Regions from separate parts of the Mus musculus genome. Here region 1 is linked to region 2. The links are chromatin loops, found by intact Hi-C in ENCODE. Cell type or tissue: left cerebral cortex. All regions are shown on one strand. Links, peaks and the distances in the headings refer to the core of each region. The heading gives the core; the rest is flanking DNA.

Region 1 (12,104 bases), core at 4,528-8,527, 98 kb before region 2:
TTCAAAGTAAAAAAGATACATCACAAACATTCACACAATAACTATAAGAAGGAGGCAGTGGGGCCTGAAACGGCTGGCTCAGTTCCACATTGTGTTGGGTGTACTGAGCAAACAAAAAGTCAGTAGATCTGCAGAACTACAAAGCAAGAAATATGTGTATCTATATAAGGATATATATATATATATATATATATATATATAGAGAGAGAGAGAGAGAGAGAAAATAAGGCCTCAGTCACAAGAGAAATAAAACTTATACATGTAACTATGAAAATGACCATTAAAAATATAAATGCTTACCTGCACAAGATCAAGCCAGTCAAAATTCTAGGACACGGGTGGAGACAGGCTGCCACAGATGCACCTTAGGTAGAGGAGGTTCATGTTTTGAATGCACATTGACAAGAGCTATCTTACACGATGTCTTGTTCTTCTACCCAGTCAAGCAGTATTTACACCACTATTGTGCTCTGCCAGGCTATCTGTGCGCAGGGAGTCCTCAGACCTGCCTCTGCTTCTTTTCTGTGCATGTGCTGGGAACACAGGTGAGCTTAGCCAGCTGCTAGAACCAGATGAGTGACTTAGCAAACCTCATCAGGAGTGAGAAGAGAAAGACTGCCAGCAACATCAGGTCGCAGAACTCCCCCAGAGTGGAAGCTAGCTGGTGGTGACTCAGTGGGATAGCGTTCAGGAAGCTCAGGGAAAGGGAGGTTGGGAAGGAATGTGTAAGGGAACTCTGTGTGATGTGGTGGTTTCCCCAATAGAGTATATTGGGATTCAGAGTCACACTCACTGAGGGACAAAGGGTGACTGTGATGCGGTACATGTACACCCAGCAATGCAGGTACAATACTCTCAGCAATGGAGAATTAAAAACATACATAAAAATCTGCTCCTAAAAGCTTGTGACAACATGGAGCTGGATAGGTGGTTCAATGGTTAAGAGCACGGACTGCTCTTACAGAGGGCCTGAGTTCGGTTCCCGGCAACCACACCAAGCAGTACACAGTGATTTGCAATACCAACTCCAGGAGAACTAACCCACTGTTGTGGATCCTCGGGCAACTGTGTGGACTTGGTACACACATAAACAAGCACACACATATACACATAAAAAAAACCGATTAAACGTCTATAGCTAATTATTACCCTATTTAATAATAATCAACTTATTGTGTCCTCCAAGATTAGAAAAAGCTATGAATATTTGAAAAAAATCCACTTTGTTTGCGTGTGTGTGTGTGTGTGTGTGTGTGTGCTCCAGGGTATCAGACCCCTGGAGCTGAGGTTACAGGTGGTAGCCCCCTGCCTTATGTTTGTGCAGGGAATCAAACTCTCACCCCTCGGAAGAGCAACAACGTGCTCCCCTGCCTTCAGAGTCGCTCCACTGTGGTCTGCTCCCTCCTCCTACATTGAGAGATTTTGGTCAATACCATCCAGCAACATAAATCACCAAAAATAGGAGAACAATAGCAAATTATTTTTATTTTAAATGAAACTATTACGCAGAAACTCTGGTAGAAACTTCCAAAATCGGAAACTAGGGAATTTTGTAATAAACAAATGACAAAAAAACTAATTGTGTTTCTATCCACTATAAATGAATAATCTGAATTTTAAAAATCAAATACCAAAACCATTTATAAAAATACCATTTATAGACATGAAAACAACGTGCAGAAACTGGACCCTGGAACGCGCGTGACTTTTGTGAGAACTTGCAGAGACTTGAAACCATAGACGCTCACGTTACATGGGGGTGGGAGGCTTAGCATCATGATAATGCCATTGCTTTGCAAAATGGTCCAGAGACCTCAGCAGATGTTTCTGGCAGAAACTGACACACTGTGTTTTAAATCCTTATGAGACACAAAAGAGCATCAAAACTACATTAAGAATTTAGTAAATCAGATAAACAATATAACCTCGCCTGTATACTGTTCCTGGAGTAGAACTTTAGGGCTGAAGTATTATGAAAATGGGAAAACGTCAAGAAAAGAGTTCTAGATGGACACGCAGAACCACAATAATCTCCATCAAAATCCCTATGACGACATTATCCCAAAAGTCATACGAAAATACAAAACACCTTGATTACCCAGATCAATGCTAAGCAAAAGGAAGAGATGACAAAAGTGATTACAATTATGGGTCAGAGTTGTGACTGTGGGATGGCAACCCCATCCCTCACTTGATGTCCTGTCTTTCTGCTGGAGGCGGGCTCTATAAGTTCCCTCTCCCTACTGTAGGTCATTTTATCTAAGATCCCTCCCTTTGAGTTCTGAGGGTCTCTCACCTCCCAGGTCTCTGGTGCATTGTGAAGGGTCCCCCCAACTTTCTACATCCCGAAGTTGCCTATTTCCATTCTTTCTGCTGGGCCTCAAGACTTCAGTTCTTTTTGCCCACTCAATACCAGGTCAGGTTCCCCCCACCCCTGTCCGCTTTCCCTCCCAGGTCCCTCCCTCTTTGTGATTGCTTTCATTTCCCTCCCAAGTGGGACTGAGATGTCCTGTAGAGGAGCCTGAGGAAAAGAAGGTCCAGCGACAGGCCCAAAGTGGGATCCAGCTCAAGGGGAGTCCCCAAGGCCTGACACTATTTCTGAGGCTCACAAGAAAGGACCTATCATGACTGTCCTCCAAAAGACCCAAGAAGCAGCTAAAAGAGTCAGATGCAGATATTTGCACCCAATCATTGGACAGAAGCTGCTGACCCCCGTGGCTGGATGGATTAGGAAAAAGCTGGAAGAAGCTGAGGAGGAGGGCGACCTGTAGGAGGGCCAGCAGTCTCAATTAACCTAGACCCCCGAGATCTCTCAAACACTGGACCACCAACCAGGCAGTATACACCAGCTGATCTGAGGCCCCCAACACATATACAGTAGAGAACTGTCGGGTCTGTGTTTAGTCAGAGAAGATGCACCTAACCCTCAAGAGACTGGAGGCTCCTTGGGGTTTAGAGATCTGGTGGGGTGGGGGTTTGGGAAGATGGGGACAGGAAGCCTGGGAGGAGGTATGGGATGTGGAAAAGTCAGAAGGTGGACTGGGAGGGGAAAAAAATCTAGAGTGTAAATAAATAAATGATTAAATAAAATTACCAAAAAGAAAAATGAAAAGAAAAGAAGAGAAAAGAAGAGAAAAGAAAAGGAAAGAAGAGAAGAGAAGAGAAGAGAAGAGAAGAGAAGAGAAGAGAAGAGAAGAGAAGAGAAAAGAAATCATTACAAGGCCAAAACATTAACAACAGCATGATACCAGCATACAAAGAGAGACCAACAGGATAGAATTGCAGCTCCAGATTCCCAATCACACAGCTACAACCATCTGATTCTTCACAAATATCCAAAAGTAAACAGGGAAATTCAGCCTCCTCAACAAGTAGTGTGGAGATGTCCGTCTTCACACACAGAAGGCTCTGCTCTCTCACCCTGTACAAACCCACCCCACCCCAGTGTATGACCGGAAACACCTAAACTCCTAAAGTAAAACAGGGAATACTCCAGAGTCCAGGAATGAACAACGACTCTAAACAGGACTCCAAACAGGAGCAAGAACTAGCCAGTGGGATCCCTCGGATGAAACGATCACTCACAACTACTAAAGCAGCGGCAGTTCTCAACCTGGAGATCACAACCCTGTGGGGGTCCAACGACCCTTTACAGGGGTTGCGTAGCCAACATCCTGCATATCAGATATATGTATTATGATTCATAACAATAGCAAAGTTACAATTACGAAGTAGCTACAAAAATAATGTTACGGTTGGGGGCCACCACATCATGAGGACATGTACTAAAGGGTCGCAGTTGTTAGGAAAATTGAGAGCCGCGGTTCTGCTCTAAGGGAAAAGCAGGCAAATGCTGGTAAAGAACTGGTGGGGTCATGAGCTGGAGCAGCCACTATGAACTCAGTGGAAGTAAGAGTTTGTCGTTCATGTGATCCTGCTGTGCCCTTCTGGGCATACAGCCAACGAGTGAAGATCAGCCTACCACACATACCTGCATGGGCAATCGCTGACTCATGCGGCCAATCCAGGCATCCATCAACAGATGAGGCTACAGAAAAGACTCAGTGGAGTTTCACTCAATCATGTAGCATGCAGTCAGGATGTCTGCAGGAAAATGTCTAAAGGTGGAGATCATAGCAACGCTAAGTGAAACAAGCCAGTCATCACAGACAGGCTCTCTGTCTTTTTGTATGTGCACATGTGCACATAACAGGAGTAACAAACGGATGTGAAGCAGGAGAGGAAAACCCTGTGAATGTGTAAGCGGAAGAGAGTGCGAGAAACAAACCCAGAAGAGGGTGGGTGTGCCACAGCGCTTTGTGTCACATGAGCGAAAGCTATAATGAAACCTCTCGCTCTGTACAGTCGCTGTGTGCTCATGAGAGACGCATTCACAGACACACACGCCTACAGCTGATTTTTGATAGGGCAGCAAAGACAGGGTAGGCATGTCAGGCTCATCTGTCAACAACAGGGTTCAATAAAACAGCTTCAAACTGTACCTGAAAGAACTTGCGAAAATTGACCCACTGGGGCCCAATATAACAATGAAATATAAAACTAGAAGGAAGTGTCAGATACTTTATGATATAGGTCTAGATTAAAATGCGATGTAAAAATTACAAGTCAGGGGCTGGGGCGATGGCTCAGTTGGGAAAGTGAGTGTCCTCGAGTCTGAGGACCAATGTTGTGATCTCCAGCACCATTCAGAAGTCAGGCATGGCGGCCCATCTGTAACATTAGCTCTGAGTGGTACTGGGAGGAGCGATGCTGGGGCCTCCTGTCAGCCAGTCTTGATATGGGTGAAGAGCAGGTTCTCTGAGACTCCAATTCATAAAAACAAATAGAAAGAGACAGAGGAAGACACCCAGGGTCTGACCTATACCCATTTACAAATACATGGAGACACTCACACACACACACACACACACACACACACACACGCACACACACACACACACACACGATCACATGCACACACACGCATGCACACACACAGTCACATACAGGGATACACACATGCACACATACATGCACATACACAGATACACACATGCACATGTGCATACAACATACAGAAATATACCCATATACATACACATGCCGACACATGCACATACACTCACATACAGAAACACACACTCACATACATACACATATGCACATTCACACACAAGTAGACACACAGATATAGATGCACACACATGCATGCACACACTCACATACAGATACACACACATGCACATGCACACACACGTAGACACACAGATGCAGATGCACACACTCACATACAGATACACTCACATACACAGATACACACATACATGGATGAACAGATACAGAGATACATACACACACACAGATAAACAGGATGACAGACACACCTACACACACACAATGTTAACCACAGCTTCATGGGCACTGGCAAACAGAATCTTGCACTTGGCCATGAGGACATGGGTGGGCATTTACTGTTCAAACGTGGATGGATATAAAATATCAAAATGAGGGCTCTGAGCAACAGGAGTTAGAGAAACAGGATGCTTATTTAATTAGTTGTAACAAGATGTTGCAACTCTACTTCAGTAGCTGTAAACACCCTGCATTCCCCCTGGAAAACATCAGGAGCTGAGGGAGAGGACTTAGCACGTAATGTGATTGGATCATACGTTTGTTTATTAGGCCCAGTCTCAGAAATGAGGATGTATGTCAATCAAAACCTAGCATTGAACAGGACATACTTTGCACATTTTCTGTTAAGGAGGCCTGTGATGGTTTGAGTATGCTTGACCCGAGGAGTAGCACTATTAGGAGATGTGCCCTTGTTGGAGCAGGCGTGGCCTTGTTGGAGGAAGTGTGTCACTGTGTGGGTGGGCTTTGAGTCACTCCTCCTAGCTGCCTGGAAGACTGGTCTTCTAGCATCCTTCAGAATAAGGTATGTTCCTTCTCCAGCGCCATGCCTCTCTGGATGCTGCCATGCTTCCTGCTGCGATGATAATGGACTGAAGCTCTAAACCTGTAAGCCAGCCCCAATTAAATGTCCTTTAAAAGGGTTGCCTTGGCCGTGGTGTCTCTTTACAGCAATGGGAAGACAAGGGCTCACTGAGACTTATTTTTCAAGTCCCGTTGAGATCTCTGTCTACCCCAGACCCTTCCTGAAGTGTTTATTTGTCCTTAGATTTCCATGACCCTCCCGTCTGCATGAAGGTTTTTTTTGTTACCTTTGAGTGATGGGCATAATTTATCAGAAGCTACGAGGACTGCTCGATACTGGGGAAATGCCCCTGCTCGCTGCTCGAGACATGGTTCTGCCCATTGGCACAATAGCTGTGTTGTTGGGGCTGCCTGGGTTTTGCCTGGAGTGATGTGTTTAATAAGGAGGAAGGCACTATCCGCATTTTAGTTTGTGTTTTAGGGACAAGTCTCAGGTGGCAGAGACTGTCTCAAATTCATATAGAGTCCAAGACTACAAAAGGCCCCTGTCTCCCCACCGACCCTACCCAAAGAAAAATAAAAACACAGAAAACTTAAGGCCAACGTTCTCCAGAGGAAGGACTTGCAGCGCATCTGGATTGTTTTAATTTTATTTTATTTTATTTTTTCCTGTTACCACTCCCCTTAAATAAATCTCAGGTTTAAGGAGGTTACTCAGGAGGTCAGATCCACTGTTCTGTCTTTGAAGTTGGGATTCCCCCGACTTCAGCAATGCTGTTCACGGTTCAGGTATGAGAAGGGTTTTAAGGGAACTTCACTCTAGAGACTTCTAGCTCTCAAGCGCAAGTTGCCTGCTCCGTAATCAGCTTTGCCATCTGACTGCTGTATCAGAAGGTATTCACTTAGCAGTAATTAAGAGGAAAAGCTGATTTTTATTGGTTCCAACTGTTAAAGAATGTTTGCCTCGCACCCTGGCAGCTGCGGTGCACCAACGGGGCAAAGGCTGTCTTCGGCTGCCACCTAGCGTCCGCCTTCGGAAGCACGGACACTGTTTCCCCTTCGCTGAGGCCAGCAAAGGGGTCTGTGAAATTCCCCGCTGCTCACAAAGGAAAAATGATTTCCCTAAAAGCCACAGTGCTTTTTAGAGACCTTGGCCGCGGTCCAATTTAGCTTTACAGTAGGGGGGAGAGGCAAGAAGAGAAATGAGCCGTTTGATTTTGTGTTGCTGAATGTATTTTAATAAAGATTTTGAATGCATGTTTTAAGTAAATTCCCAGGCGCTGCAGGGCAGCTGGACATCACGAGAGGAAGAGGAGCTAGTGTAATCCAGAGGAACCCAAGTCACAATTACAGCGTTCACTCTTTCCTCATTTACAGTTCATGAAGGAAGCAGTGCCGTCTCGCTTATTTCATTGTTCATCTGTCTTCTAAATTCGAGTATTAGAGCATCGAGCCACTCTGAGGACGAAAAAGAAAGCAGGCACGTTAGGAAAGCCCCCAAATGTTCTGAAGCACCAGGGAAACCAAACGATTGCTCCCAAACAGCCCGTGAAATTGTCACAATTACCTCCCGAAACCACAGGGTTCTCCACGTTATTTTTCTCTCTTCCCAGCTGACTCAGAAGGAAAAGATCCAGGGATCTCTCTCAATTTAAACTGCAGGGTGGGAGGAGGCTGTCCCGGCGTGGTGCAACTGCTCTGTGAAGGATCTAACTTCAAGGCACCCGTGGCCTGTGACCCGGAGAAGGAGTTTGCAAAGTCCTAAGCCTAATTTCCAAATTTTGCACTTGAGAAAGCGGAAGCTCTCAGGAGCTGAGCATCTCTGGGCGATTACACAGCTGGTTAGAGCCGGAGCAGGCTTCTCACTGGGGTGTGCTCTCCCCTTCACTGCCTTCTCTCAACTCAATATTAATATTTATGTGCCCTATGCATGAACATACTCTGCCACATCCTACAAGACAAACATACACCTTCTAGGAGTTGGAGGGAATACGTTCTCTCACACATGCACATAGAGGAAAGCAAAGCATCCCAGCTTATAAAACTGTCTGGATTTAGAACAGATCATATCTAAAGCACCATCATGATTTCTGTGTTCTAGAACCCGAGTGTTTTCAAGATGTTTGAACAGTTCAGGGACCTTTTGCTCTGGCAATAGATTCTTCACTACAAGTATAATATATATTTAATAATATTAATATATGACAAAGATTCAAGATTTATATATATATATATGTATATATATATATATATACATACACACACACACACACACACACACACAGAGAGAGAGAGAGAGAGAGAGAGAGAGAGAGGTATATACATCCATAGGGAAATTCAGACATTAGGGCAAATTATTAATTAAATGTTCTCCTGTGTTCTAATATTTTCCATAAGAATACATGTTTAAAGTCTGAACAATTTTAATAGTAAAAGTAATTGGTAATATTGTACTGAGCCAATCCTAGTCTACTATTACTATAATTTTATAACAGTTTAAAGTGTCTCAGAGTCTATCCCTGACTCCCCCCATGAACCGCTCTCTCTCTCTCTCTCTCTCTCTCTCTCTCTCTCTTTCCCTCTCGGCCATCTATCTCCCACACTGTTCTGGCAGCCTAGTCAGATGAGCTCTGGTACCTGCTGCTAAGGCTTCCATTTTCTCACAGGAAGTATTAGATTACAGAGAGCCTAAGATTGTGTGTGTGTGTGCGTATGTACACACACACACACACACACACATATATATACATATATATATATATATGTATATATATATATATAATGTATGTCTAAATATGGCACTTAAATTGGTTACAGAAAATTCATTTTCTTTTTCTTGGTACATTCTGCTGCTCTTCATTTTACAGTTGGCATTGTTAGATAAATCTCATGATTTCCTTGGATTTCTCCTATAATTTGGTAAACTCTACACTATAAAAATTTGGTATCTTTGTTTTTGGTATAACTGAATTTGGGGTGTGTCTTTATTGGGTCCTCTCTCTTGATTTTTCTAGGTTGAAATCGTCCTTCTCCCTCTGGTGGAACTAGCCAGCAGTGGCAAAGTCTCTTCCCACCAGTGTCATCACTGGGGATGGCTTAATGATGAGTTTTCAGGTCAGTGCTGAACTCACCAAAGCGCCACCCCCTGCCCCTCGCGCTAACTCAGTTTTACTGCAACTGGCCTTCATGAGGTCTCATTGGTCTGTGCTCACACGCGGCAGGCCCCGCCATTCCCATTGACCCCCCATTCCAACTCCCTCTCTCCACAGAACCCTTGGCTCAGAGACTTCTTTTTTTTCTTTCATTTTTTTATTAGATATTTTGTTCATTTACATTTCAAATGCTATCCCAAAAGTCCCCTATACCCTCCCCCGGCTCTGCTCCCCAACCCACCCACTCCTGCTTCCTGGCCCTGGCATTCCCCTGTACTGGGACATAGAATCTTCATAAGACCAAGGGCCTCTCATCCCATTGATGGTCGACTAGGCCATCCTCTGCTACATATGCAACTAGAGACACAAGCTGGGGGGTACTGGTTAATTCATATTGTTGTTCCTACTATAGGGTTGGATGCTCACAGTCATCTATTGGATGGAACAGGGCCCTGAATGAAGGAGCTAGAGAGAGTACCCAAGGAGCTAACGGGGTCTGCTCAGAGACTTCTTGTCTTTCCCTCTCACTCAGTCACCCACATTTCTGTCCCTTCTGTGACTTAGCTCAGCGCATGCTTCTGATATCATTGACTTTGAATTATAACCAGACAGCAAAGCCATGGACTGACTGACATGGGAGCCAGCCTATGTACATTAGATGACAAAGGTCTTCCTTTGTATGAGAAGTCCATCAGGGCTTCTCACTGTCAAGGCCTGAACTTCCTCCTAGGAAACAACTGTTGTGTGTGGCTTTGTGATTTAAGAGTGTCTTTATACGTATACATGGGGGGAACCCATGGCTCCAGCTGGATGTGTAGCAGAGGATTGCCTTATCGGGCATCAGTGGGAGGAGAGCCCCTTGGTCCTGTGGAGGCTCGATGATCGAGGGTAGGGGAATGCTAGGGCACTGAAGCAGGTGTGGGTGGGCAGATGGGAGAGCACCCTCATAGAGGCAGGGGGAGGAGGGAGTGGGTAGGGGATTTGAGGAGGGGAAACGGGGAAGCGGGATCACATTTGAAATGTAAGTAAATAAAGTGACCAGTAAAAACATAAATAAAAGAGTGTCTTTATAACTTTTAATTTAATGTCTTCTATAGAGAAACCAGAGTCTCATCCATATTCTTAATTCTCTACCTTCCAGAACTTTCTCAACCTTTGCTTAATTAGAGTTTTATGGCCTGAAGTGCACACTACCAGTCTTACACAGTATAGATTACACTCTCCCATTGACTTCAATTTTCTGTTGTGGCATTGTGATTTGTATTTGGTTCGTTCTGTCTGTGCAGGTCCTGTATGAGTTTCTGCCGTCTTTCAGCTGTGTGGCTTTGGTCTTTGGCTGCTGTTTCATTACTGAAGTAATTCACACTTCTATGCATTTTCTGGTTCTTGGTATTTGGAAGCCACGTCCTACCATTTTCTGTACTACTAGCAACTGAACCTAGGACCTTGCGCCATACTAGACAAATGCTCTACCACCAAACCACATGCCCAGCTCCTTTTAATTTTCATTTGGAGACGTGGCCTCCCCACATTGCCCAGGCTAGCTTTGAACTCACTCTGTAACCCAGACAGGCTATGAGTTTGCAATTCCTCTTCTTGCTGTGTGGATAGCTGAAATTGCAGGCCCATGCCACCAGGTTTTTGTCTTCTTTGACCATCTTTAAAGTATGAGTATGCTTGAGGCATATATATGCTGTGCTTATTGTCTATGTTGCAAACACACATGAAGGAAATACTGACTTACTTCCTGCTTGACAATACTAAACATGTACAGTTTTTCCCCAAGTGGCCACAGCCACATACCCATTTCTTCCTCGTCTCTCATCCTTACCCATCTCTCTAAGAAATGCTTTCTATTTTATATGTTCTTCCAGCTTAGGCAAATGTGCAAGGATCATTCTGTAGGTTGTGCAGAGGGATACATTTTTAACTTCTTTATACTATTTAACTCCATCCTTGCTGTCATCTCCCTTCAGGACCTACAAGCCACCATACACACAGCAAATGTTTCTGAAACAAATAAATTTGCAAACACGGAAAATGGTGTATGTTATCAAGAGACAGTGCGATTGTCTCCCCTCCGGTGTGTCTGAGATGCCTCTGGGCTTCGTAAAGCATCGCACAACAAATGACAGCAGTTTAATTTCTTCTGGGTTGCAGTGAGGGAAGAGGGTGGAATTACTGGGTAAACCTTTGTTTCCCATGTTTTAGGGAGAAGTCAACCCACATTTAAGACAACTCTTGTATGTTAAAAGTTCAGGTATGGAGAATGGGTGGGCATAAATGCTAAGATAGAGACAAGCGAGACCCCTCGGAAGCTGCGGAGGGATTTTCTGTTCTGTCAAGATCAAGATATCACAATCTAGCTTAGAGGGTGTGTTCTAGCACCCAGCAGCTCACTACGATCTACATAGTGAGAAAAACTGTGTGATTATCAAAGCAGTGCTTCACACTCTGAATAGAAAGTTCACTTCATCGAGCTGAGCCTTTCCACCATGATCCTGTCAACACAGTTGAATAAGGGAGTGGAATACCCCAGAGGGCAGCTTCCTGCGCTAGGCTGACATCTGAGCAATAAGAATAGGTCTTTCATTAACAGCCCACCGGACAAGAGGCCATTCAGGACCTTGCTCTGTTGTGCAAGCTTGCTGACAGAGGCAGGTGGAGGGAAGGGTCAGATGGGAAAAGGAGAACCCTGGTCTGATTTCTGGCAGTAGAAACATCCAGCCATCCTGAGGCTTTGAACACTGATTTCTTTTCTTACAGATGGGATTTTATTTTTATTAGCACATATTGGCCTTTTAAGTGGAAATACAGAACTTGATTAAAGGAAGTCATTGACTGGGAAGGAAAACTGGGTGAGGAGACCTTCAAATCCAGGGTCTCAGAAGAGGCCTTCCTCTCTGACTAAGAAATGGACCACATTTTTTAATTGCTAAATATGTCTTTAAGGCTTTGCTTATGTGTTGGCATCAAAAGAAAAACAAACGAATTGACTGTGCCCAGGAACGGCCCCTG
Region 2 (12,104 bases), core at 3,519-7,518:
CAAGTAAAATCTCGAATACAGCAACAAGATGAATTAATGGATGCTTCAAATAGTAAATGAACCCAGTAAGGTTCATGGATGTGAAAACCCAATAATGTATCTATTAACTGGTGGTTCGTAGATTGCTGTTAACAAATATAAGTCACAACTGATGGTAATGTGGTACTCAGTGAAATTTAGTGTCGATTTATGACTAAATATAATGATCTTAAAGCGAATATAAAAATATTTTCTAAAGCACAACTGTGCAGTCAGATGAGCTGGATATTTTTGAATCTTTGAGGCATATGCTTTCTGCTTCTGCAATCCTACAATTGGCCCTGGCATCCCAGAACCCAGAAAGCGGGGAACAAGGAGGTTAAGCATTCAAAAATGATACAGCAGGAAGGCTGGACACTGGTAACTCAGGAGACGTGTAAGAGCCAGCCTCATTTCAACTAACCAAAGTTCACACCAGTTCACCTCAAGGAAGCAGACGCATGAGAGAATGGAGATAGTATCTGAAATGTGACCCAGTGGTCATCTGCCACTGACTCACTTTCTTAGTCAGGGTTTCTATTCCTGCACAAACATCATGACCAAGAAGCAAGTTGGGGAGGAAAGGGTTTATTTGGCTTACACTTCCATACTGGCTGTTCATCACCAAAGGAAGTCAGGACTGGAACTCAAGCAGGTCAGAAAGCGGGAGCTGATGCAGAGGTCATGGAGGGATGTTCCTTACTGGCTTGCCACCCCTGGCTTGCTCAGCCTGCTCTCTTATAGAACACAAGACTATCAGCCCAGAGATGGTCCCACCCACAAGGGGCCCTTCCCCTTGATCACTAATTGAGAAAATGCCTTACAGTTGGATCTCATGGAGGCATTTTCTCAACTGAAGCTCTTTTTAATGTGATAACTCCAGCTATGTCAAGTTGACACAAAACTAGCCAGTACACTCACCGAGAATCAGAAGCTGAGTGACAGGAAGCCCACACTGTGAGGCTGCTCTTAGGCCACGAAAGAATGGTCACTTCCTGCCAAGATCCTGACCAGAAACAATCCTCAGAGGTGCTGGTATGCATGGTGACCAATGGCAATGAAGGGACAGTGCTAACAAATGAACATGACACAGATCACGGATTGTGCCATAGGTCATACCGATCACTTCCATAGATCAGTGAGCTCAATCAACTAGTCCTGTTGCTCTAAGGTGGATGACAGAGCAAAGATCAGTGAAGGAAAACTGCTAGCACTGGGGAATCAGCACACATGCTCAGAACATGATGTGTATCAGCACACATGCTCAGAACTTGATGTGTATCAGAAACCACCAAAAGAGTTTGTGGTAGTTTGAATATGCTTGGCTCAGGGAATGGCACTATTAAGGGATGTGGTCTTGTTGGAGGAGGTGTGCCACTGTGGGGTAGGCTTTGAGACAGTCCTCCTATCCACGTGGAAGCCAGTCTTCTCCCGTTTGACTTCTGACCAGGATGTAGAACTCTCAGCTATTCCAGCACCATGACTGCCTGGATGCTGCCATGCTTCGTGGCCTTGATGATAATGGGCTAAATCTCTGAATCTGCAAGCCAGCCCCAATTAAATGTTGTTCTTTATGAGGGCTGCCTTGGTCAAGGTGTCTCTTCACAGCAATGGAAACCCTAACTAAGACAGTGTTTCACACAGACTAATTTAAGCTCAGCAGGAGGATAGAGTAGATGCATGTCACATCCATCTCACAGGTTCCTGACTTCTACTGCGGCATGCTCATCATAATTTCTGCTGGCCCAATCCTCCCTCTGTCTGTTCTGTACATATATTTACCTTCTGCTTCCAATTTCTGAAAACAGATAGCTGCTCTCACATCTTAACTTTGTAACTCCCCTGGTGTCTTTTTTTTTTTTTTACTTCAGCATGTGTGGTAGGCATGTTTTGTGCATGATCCACCAACATACAATAGAGAAAAGAAAAGAAAAAAAAAAGAAAAGAAGTAAAAGTATAACGATTCCCAGATATGACACTATGCATATGTGGCCTCAAAAAATTCTACCAGAGATGTCCTACAGCTGATAATCACCTTCAGCAAAGAGGCTGAACTCATAATTAACTCAAAAAAATCAGCAGCCCTCCTTTATACAAATTATAAATGAGATGAGAAAAAGCCACAAATAATATAAAATGTCTTGGTGTAATTCTAGCCAAGCAAGTGAAAGACTTGAATGAAAATTACTTCAAGTCTCTGAAGAAAGAAACTGAAGGAGATATCAGAAGATGAAATGATCTCCCATGCTCATGGGTTGGTAGGATTAACATAGTAAAAATGGTCATCTTACCAAAGGCAATCTACAAAATCAATGCAATTCCCATAAAAATTCCAACACAATCCTTTACTGACCTTGAAAGGGTAATTCTCAACTTCATATGGAAAAACAAAAAAATCCTAGATAGCTAACACAATGCTGAACAATAAAAAGAACTTCTATAGTTATCACCATCCCTGATTTCAATATTGCTCTGAATGATATTGATATAGACACAGACAAGTTGATCAATAGAACAGAATTGAAGACCTGAAAATAAACCCACATACCTATAAATATTTGATATTTGATATTTGACAAAGAAGTCAAAACCGTACAATGGAAAAATAAAAGCATCTTCAACAAATGGTACCTGGATGTCTGCATGTAGAAGAATCCAAATAGATCCATATCTATCAGCCTGCACAAAACTAAAGTTGAAGTGCATCAAAGACCTCGATATAAAACTGGAAACACTAAATCTAATAGAAGAAAAAGTGGGGGAACTGCCTGGGGCACATTGAACATGAGTCAAATTCCTGAACAGGACATCAATAGCTCAGGCACTAAGGTCAACAACTAATACATGAGACCTCATGAAACTGAAAAGCTTTTGTAAGGCAAAGGACACTGTCAGTAGTACAAAACAGCAGCTTACAGAATGGGAAAAGATCTTCACCAACCCGACATCTGACAGAGGACTAGTATCCAAATATATATTTAAAAAAAACTCAGGAAATTAGACACCAACCATTCAAATAACCCAATTTTAAAAATGTGGGTACAGAACTAAACAGAGAAACTCAACAGAGGAATGTCTAATGGCTGAGAAGTAAAGAAATGTTCAGCATCCTTACTCATCGGGAAAACAACGCTGAGAGTCCATCTTACGGCCATCAGAACGGCTAAGCTTGAGAACTTATTTACAGCACATGCTAGTAAGGATGTGGAGCATGGGGGACAGTCCTTCATTGCTGAGGGGAGTGTGAACTTATACAACCACTTTGGAAATCAATTTGATGGTTTCTCAGAAAATCGGGAATAGTTCTACCCCAAGATTTATCTATACCATGCCTGGGCATATACCTAAAAGATGTCACACAATACCACAAGGACACTTGCTCAAGTGTGTTCATAGAAGCCGGATTTGTAATAACCCAGAAACTGGTAACCACATAGATGTCCCTCAACTGAAGAACGGCTAAAGAAAATATGGTACATTTACATAAGGGGATACTATTCATCTACTAAAAACAAATACATCATGAAATTTGTAGGCAAGTGGATGGAACTAGAAAACCTCATCCTGAGTGAGGTAACCCGATGCAAAAAGACATGCTATGTATGTACTAACTTACAAGTGGGCATTAGCCATAAAGTACAGAACAAGGATGCTACAATCTACAGACCCAAAGAAAATAAATAATAAAGAGGGATTAAAGGAGGACTGTGAATCTCACTCAGAAGGCGAAACAAAAGAGCCACTGGGGATGGAAGGAGAGAGGGGGTGAGGAGGGGATGGGGATGGAGATCAGGTGTGTGGAGAGGGCTGAGAGTGAGAACGGAAAACAGTGGGGTGATATCTATGGCTAGCCAGAGACTTGGGAGAGAGGGGGTGGATATAGAGACTGAAGTGGCCATCCCCTGTAGCCAGGAGAGACGTCCAATGGAGGGAGGGGGACATCAACACACCAATAAAACCTTTGACCCAGAATTTGTCCTGCTTAAAATTACACAGAGATAAAGATGGAGGAAATAGCCAACCAAAGACTGGTCCAACTTGAGACCCATCCTAGTGAAAGCCAACAGTTGATACTATTAATGATACTCCGCTATGCTTGCAGACAGGAACTTTTCACAAGTGCCATCTGAGAGGCTTCACCCAGCAGCCGATGGAAACAGATGCAAAGACTCACAGCCAGATATTGGCAGAGCTCAGGGAGTCCTGTGGCAGAGTAGGGGAAGGACTGAGGGAACTGGAGGAGTCAAGGACAATGCAAGAAAAACTATAGACCCAACTAACCGGGTCCCATGGTGACTCACAAAGACTGAACCATCAAACAAAGAACATGCATGGACTGGACATAGGCCTGCTACATGTATGTAGATGTGTAGGTTGATCTTTGTGTGGGTCCCTCAACAATTAGAATGGAGGCTTTCTCTGACTGGGTCTGTTGCCTCCCTTTGGGTCTCTTTCTTTTAGCTGGACTGTCTTGTCTAACCTTGGTGGGAGAGGATGCCCTTAGCCTTGATGAGACTTGATGTGCCAGGGTGCAGGTGTTATGGAGGGTCGAGGTGGGAATGAGAGATAAGGGGATGGGTGGAAGAGTGGTGTTGGGGGGAGAAGAGGAAGGGGACTGTAATCAGGAGGTAAAGTGAATAAATAAGTTAAATAAAAAGAAAATAAAACACACACACACATAATTAAATCATTCAGAATTTATTCCAATCCCCCAAATATTCTTTATGTGGCTGGAAAACTTCAGCGTATATCCATGAAATACATCACACCTATTTCTTCCTAAGATACCCAGGTGGCGTTTGACTGTAGAGTTAAATATCTGGAAAGAGGGAGCTTGGGGGGAGGGTAGGTGTGTGGGGGGGTGATCAGCTCAGATTGTGATTTCAATGTGTGTGTGTGTTAACAGAAGCATCTCACATCCATTAATTTGTTTGTTTATATAACACCATAGATGCTTTCACTAAACAGTACTCAAAATAGCACTATAACAAAACCAGTCACAAAACCTTCCAAAGTTTAGCTCAGAGCGCCCTCTCCTGGTCAAAGACAACATATAACTCAATAACAAGCTACGCCTCCCTCCTTGTTTTCCTATTTTAAAAATGTATTACAGTTTATTAATTATTGCTTTTATTTTTCATACTTACATGGTAGAGTGTGCTAACTTGTTGAATGCATTCAATGTATAATTATCACAGGAGGGTCGTTGGCATTTTTGTCTCTGAACATTTTTTCCTGAAACTTTTTTCAGGAGCTCATAACTGTAATTGTAATAAACATATTATAGAATTTCGAACAACTTTAACTACATGACACGTACGGCTTCTATCTAGAAGCTTCTCGGGAAGGTGTTAGTTGCTAACTGAGAATGTTTCCAGAAGGTTGGTAGGTTAGATAAAAGACAGACAGGAGAAAGAAGAAAGAGACATTGGCTTTCTGATTCTCATACCTTCGAGCTTGTTCTATGACTTTTTACCCACGCCATTTTAGGACATGGCTGGATGTCATAATGAGTATAAAGATGTGGGTGGCTTTCTGCACTTACCTGCCTAGCTTCTCACCAGTACTATCTGTTAGTACTGCAGGAGATGACTTCATTTGAAGTTAGATTGGTACAGACATTAGTTAAGATGAAGTTGGGTTAGTGTGGGAGGCCCTAATCCAATATGTCTGGGAACCTTATATAAAGGAGGATTTTGACAGAGAAGAATCACAGGTAGAGGAAGAGTTGCGATGATGTGTCACACTGTAGAACATCAATGATGGATGTTCACAGCAGCAGACAGGGAGCAGCCGGGCACCAAGTTGGCTTCACAGTCTCAGGAGAAGCAGGACAACCCTGCAGCTGCTGGATGTCCAGCCTACAGCACTGTGTGGTCGTGCTTTTGAGTTGTTCAAGGGTAAATGAGTGATTCATTAAGCAACCCGGAGGGATGGACACAAACCAAGGGTCAAGTACAGAGTTCTAGAATTCAACAAAGCCCAGAGCCGCATTTCCATATGCTGTAGCTTGTGATAGTCTGTCAGCCCTGCAGGACCATGGTAGATGCTCCACATTCCGAGGTTTACGGCATTGTGGCCACTTGTGCAGGAAAAAATGGGTGATCAAAGGCTGAGCAGCCAGGTCTGCTGGAGTTCAAACCCAGGTCTCTTGCACTTATAAGAAGCCCCTAGCTTCTTATGCTTGAGGCTGTCTCATAGCTCTATGGCCTGTGTGTGCATGTGTGTGTGTCCCTTGTATGTGCAAGTGTACTCGCACATGCAATCAAATGATTACTTACACAAACAGCCAATCATCTAACAAGCTGGCTTCTGAGTTGGCTTAGTGATCAACAGAAATGATGTCACAGGAGTATGAAGTCAGTGGCGCTTCTTACATGATTGTTGGCTCTGTGGCTTCCCACCACTACTGTAGTAGATTAATATGGCTCTCAGGAGTGCGCCTGTAACCAGGGCGATATGTGTCTGTAACAGGGATAACCAGTGTAGAGTGTGTCTGTAACTGGGATATTGTGTGTCGGTAAAAGTGACAGTGTGTGAGTGTAACTAAGGTGATATGTTTCTAAAAGGTGCTATGTTTCTATAACAGGGATGGTGTGTGTCTGTAACAGGGTGGTGCGTGTCTGTAATGGGAGTAATGTGTGTGTGTAGCTCAAGTTGTATGTGCCTGTGATCGGGTCGTGTGTGTCTGTAACCCAAGCACACAAAGCAAAGATACCAAGAGAATCATGGGAAAGATACACATACATCTCTGGCTTCCACACACAGAGGTGCCCACATGTATACATATATACACTATTCATACATTATATTCACATATGTACATGCACACAAATAATAAATATATTTTAAGTGCTATAATAAAAAGAGGAAAAATAATCCAACGAAGTCTCTGTCTAATACATAGTAGGGCATCCGTCATTGGCTACTAGCATTCCATCTGATATTGGCTCTGTACTGACAGAGTGACATGACTTTGCTTTTCAAACTATCCCTCTTTAGATGTAAATGTTACTCACAAGTGTTATAAGCAAGAAGATATTTGAGGCATACTTACTCAAAACCCCCAGGTGTGAGTAGTGCTGTTCAGAGTCAGCCCTCTACATACCACAAGAGGGCACTGCTGAGCTAAGAACAAGACACCAATGGCCTTACATTAAACCACCCTGAAAGTGACTGGAGGCATTGAGGAAAGTGAATGCAGGTAAAGGGTTTTGTCAGTCTGGAGACGTGTGGGCTGGGATGTATGTGTTCTCTGAATGGAGACACTTTTATCCAAACCAGATTAATATCTTTCAGATGAATAAAGACCATTTGTTGGACAAATTTAATTTCTAATCATTTCTTTCTTGTTCTTTTGCAAAGCCCCAAGTGAATCTTTCTCTTTACTCTGCAGTTAATTATGTGTCCTGAAAAAAAAAGAAAGAAATCATACTGTCTTGATTGGCTGGGAACACAGGATCACCCTGACATTCAGAAGGAGGATTCCTGGTCGTGGGCACAGCCAGGGGCTCCAGCCTGGAAGACACAGCTGTCCCTGTCTCCAGGAGCCAGAGCTAGGGACCAAGAGCTAAAACCAAGAGCAAGTGTGGAAGGCAAGCCTGGGGAAGCTGTGCTGTGGGCAGTTCACTGTGGTGGGCTGCAGTTTGGTTACCTTTTAAAGAGTAACAAAAGCCTGCCCTGAATTCAGGATATTGGGGAGTCTGGGCTTAAAGGTCCCCATCTATACTGACAGGATGTAGGGGACTCTGGGGTCAGAGCTCACCATCTATGCTGATAATCAAGAAGAGAGCAGAACTGATAAGAACGAGCATCCTTCCGTGCCTCCTTCTCCCCAGCAATGGGGTTTACATCTTCGTTAGAATTGTTTTCCTGTCCAAAGATGGCCCAAGAATGAAGAGGTGAGAGGATTCTGAGAAAACTTGTTGGAAAACTCCTAGAGAACAAGAATTGTATTTAGAATGTGCTTTGTGCCCTCTCAGGTTGTACTGGCTGATTTTGTGTGTCCACTTGACACAAGCTGGAGTTATCATGGAGAAAGAAGATTCCCTTGAGGAAATACCTCCATGAGATCCAACTGTAAGGCATTTTCTTAATTAGTAATCAAGGATGGGAGGGCCCATTGTGGGTGGTGCCATCCCTGGGCTGGTAGTCCTGGGTTCTATAAGAAAGCCAAGCTGAGCAAGCCAGGGGAAGCAAGCCAGAAAGCAGCAACAGCACCCATCGATGGCCAATGCATCTGCTCCTGCCTCCAAGTTCCTGCCCTGTGTGAGTTTCAAGTCCTGACTTCCTTTGGTGATGAACAGCAACGTGGGAGTGTAGAGAATTCTCAGAGGTCAAGCCTGGTGTGCTGCTATGCATAAAATAGTCTATCCTCTTCCCCAAAGTTGGGGATATGATCCTGAGAAAGTTAACACAGTTGTCTGAATCCTAGACTATTATCACACTGTCAACAACAAAGACTGGCCGCTGCTTTGATGCTACTGAGCTGAGTGGCTTTAGATGAGGGGCCAAGGCCCAGAAATCGCATACTCATCTTTAGCAGAACATCCTGGACCTATGGAGGAGGTCTTCAGCCATCATGAATTAGGGATAGTTCAGAGTGTGCACTTACCACACAGATGATGTAGTTAATGGCAGCAAGTCAGCATTTCAGCTCCTCCGGAGCAGGAGTTAATAGTAGTATCTTCTGGGACGCAAACCCAGCTCTACCAGTAACTCCTACTCAGCAGGAGCATCGTAAGAGTCACGGGTTATGAGGACTGTGGAGCTCCCCACAGGCCAACCAGGCTCACTCAGTGCTCACAGGCAAGGGTTCTCACAGTCAGGAGAGCTCACCCTGCCGGTTCACCATCCCCACACTGAGACTTCCACTAACTTAACCCTTGCAATGTTTAAGAAACCTAACAGGACATGGGAGTCAGTGCAAATGTGTACCCAAAGGCTTCAAGCTTCAAGAACTTGGCCAGTGAGAAGTGAAAGTCCCTTTCAGTGGCCTGCCAGGCCAGCAGATATCCCAGCTGATGTTGTCTTCCAAGTATATAACACCCTCAGTAGTACCGAGGTCTCTGTGTTAGCCTGTGCACGCATAACCGCAGACTGTGTGTGAGACTGCTATAGATTGTGCTTTGGAGAAATTGCTTCTCTTGCCTCGATAACGACTTCGGTACTTTTGTCTAGGAATTAGACAATTAGACAGAGGGCTTTGAAATGGCAGGTTCCTGGGAGTTTAGCAAAAAAAAATTTCAGAGCTGGCGTTTATCAGTGTTTGTTTAACTAACTCAGTCGTTTGCTCTCTTTCCTGCCTTGTGTTTTGGAGGTATAAGTTGCAGAATAAAGAGTGATGTCTGCTGCTGCTGAAAGCTAGCTTCTGATGCTTGGGTCCAGTCTCCTTGGCAACTGCCCATTGCCGTGACCCAACAATTCACGGTCAGGACCGGTAAATTTTCTTATCGATCTTTGACTTCAGATTTGTAAATATTTGCTTGGGTTTTGCTTTTCATGTTCTCAACTAAAGAAAAAAAAGTTTCTATTTGGAAAAGAAGCTTTGAAAATGTCCATTCACTTGAAAAGAATAGACAGAACCCTCTCTCCCAAGCTGCCTGGTGTAATTACTGATGCCATTACTCTGCCCAGGGAACCTTTTGTGGGTTGTTACAGCATCGGGTAAAGAATTCTTGGCTAAAGAGCTTTCTGGGCTCTATGGAGAGGTCAGAACCAGTAGCTGACTTAGCTGTTGGCTCTGGGCCCTGTACCTTGCAGAGAGTAAAGAAACCCAGCTAGCCCTGCCTTCCCTTGCTGGGGGCTTTCCCCATGCTGTCTCATAAAGGCACAGAGCTTGATCGGGAAGCATTCATGTAATTTCCTCCCAGGTGCCCACATCAGCCTCGGTCACTTGGTGAGGAATGGAATTGCTATGGTCAGCCATTCCAAAGCAGAGGGATGGTATCCCTTGGAATTCCTTTCCCTCTGACTCTCATTTCTCCCTGAGTAGTGCCAGGCTTGCCTCTCCTGAAACTTAGCTGCACGGTGTTGTCTGTCCATCAGCTCTCCCAGATGACTCCAGAGGGAAGTCAGTATTTTTTAAGAGAGATACATGATCATGGAGGTACCATGTGTGCTGACCAAAAGAATTAAAACTGTTACGAAAGTAGTTTTGTCTCATATTTTACTTTATCATTAAATAAACTTTTTGATCATAAAGATTTTAAAAAGACATCTGTTTGCTTTTTTTCCCCCTTCTTGTAATAGCAGCATTTTGTGATGATAGACTAAGCGTGCTCACTGACGATTGAAGAGCCCTTCTGAACTTACAGGAACAGTTATGGAGGACACAGGTCCAATCTGGGTATCAGGTACAGATGGGAATTGAAGCCCAACACCCACAACAAGGATTATGTGGGCCCAGTGCTCTGCAGGTAAATTGCCTACATGTGACTAGGCCATCATTGGCCCTGCCCACCACAAGACCAGAATCAGGTCTTGTCAGTGAGATTTCCTGGTCTCCTTTTCTATGTTGACCATACAACAGCCAACCCATTGGCTGTTCTCTGGAGCAAATGCTGAGGAACAAGGCCCCCTCCTGAGATCCTTCCACAGCACTGACTAAACAAGGCCTGAAGATCCATGCCTGCAAGCTCCAAAGTCAGAAACCCATGGCCTCTGTGTGGTGGGTTTGTCAACACAACGGAGACCACTCAGTATTGGGGTACATTGTGTGAAGGTTTGTCTCTGTATATTCAATTGTAATTCTCTCCTGGCAGAGAGCTAAACGCTGGCAGCAACTTGGTATTGTTATTTCTGTGGCCCCATCATGGGTCTCATAATTTGTAAATAATTATCCTTCCTCACCTGCCTAAGGCAATCTAGAATTGTATCTGCTTGGCTGCAATCAAGAGCTGATGGCCAAAAGCTGGGCAGGAAATGGAAGGCAGAAATTCCAGGCAGAGAGAGGAAGACTGGGAGATGATTCAGAGATGAGAAGAAGGCTGGGAGAAGAATCAGAGCTGGCAGACGCAGAGGTGAATGGACGGACAGGAGAAAGATAGATTTGGTCACGTGGCTGGATATAATGTGAGGATTAGTTGGGTTTAGAGTAGTCGGGAGTCTGCCCAACAATAGGCCTAACCTTTAAAAGCTTAGCAAGCCTCCGTGCTATTATTTATATCTCTGGTGGGCGAGATAGTCCTGCTATACCTCAGAGTCTTGTTCCACTCATCTTTGGTCTAGGATTCTCAATGCTTGGTCACTATCTATCAAGAAACCTGGATACTACATGACCCTGACTTTGATGCAGAGGTGACTTGGTGATGGCCAATACTTCCAAACCAGAGGAGACCCAAGATCAGGAATTCGATCCCTCTGGACTTGCTGAGCAAAATCTCAGGGTCAAGCTGTGAGCTTCAGCTTGGAGTACGAAAGTCTTTCAGGGTTTCCTCAGAACCACTGTACATCTGCTCAGAGCACCCACCCCCTCAAGTGCTCATACTTTCTCCAGACACTGACAGATTAGGAGAGTGAAATCAACCATTGGCTTCAAGGAATCCATTTGAGGTGGTCCATGGGCCACCAGGGGCTTTAAGCCTCAGTCTTTCTTTTATAGTTTTGCTGATCATGAAGTCATTGTCCACCCAAGCAAGTCACAGAACTGCTTGTGAAGCCCAGCTACAGAGGGTATCATCATGCAATAAGTATGCCAGCCTTTGGCCTAGTGGCTGTGGCACTGACAGAGGCTGACTCCTGCTAGTTTGCTCCACATTTGCCTGCTTTCTGTCCCAAAACTCATGTGCACCTCAGATCCCATTCCCAGTCCACGAACACACACACACACACACACACACACACTCAGTCCCAGGCAAGAGACCTTGCTTGAGCCTCTTTGCCAACAGAGGACATCTTACTGAAGCACTTCAAGGCTCGGCCACCAGAGGGAAGCAAAGGCTGGGAATACATACTCAGATGCTTCAGTTATAGGGACCCCCAGCCAGAAAGGTTCCTCCTCCTGGACTGAGTATCATGTCCCTTGAAGAGGGTAAACCAGATCTGTCCCATAGACCCTCTACCTGCCCCAGGGTTTTGAGTGATAC

What was found. Peaks named below come from ENCODE experiments on the same cell type or tissue, not always from the same donor. Only the 100,000 strongest peaks of a DNase experiment are listed, where the experiment ranks them.
Region 1: a loop joins it to region 2, with 6 times the contacts of the local background. A loop is called at or near these places in 2 of 42 quality-filtered maps.

Annotation. Positions count from the first base shown.
Region 1 is chr13:71,100,262-71,112,365 of GRCm38, reverse strand. It overlaps Gm40997 (a long non-coding RNA gene), which reads left to right and starts at 5,939. Exons shown (of 3, transcript XR_873655.1): 1 at 5,939-6,018; 2 at 8,949-9,048. It overlaps Mir466f-4 (microRNA 466f-4), which reads right to left and starts at 5,277; the gene lies at 5,157-5,277. In left cerebral cortex, for the core only: a CTCF peak has its summit at 6,955 (motif pointing left); DNase peaks (open chromatin) are centred at 5,987, 6,967 and 7,504; H3K4me3 peaks cover 715 bases.
Region 2 is chr13:71,001,354-71,013,457 of GRCm38, reverse strand. No RefSeq gene overlaps it. Among named protein-coding and RNA genes, the nearest start is that of Gm36734, 13 kb to the left of the region's middle. In left cerebral cortex, for the core only: CTCF peaks have their summits at 5,065 (motif pointing left) and 7,123 (motif pointing right); DNase peaks (open chromatin) are centred at 5,035 and 7,143.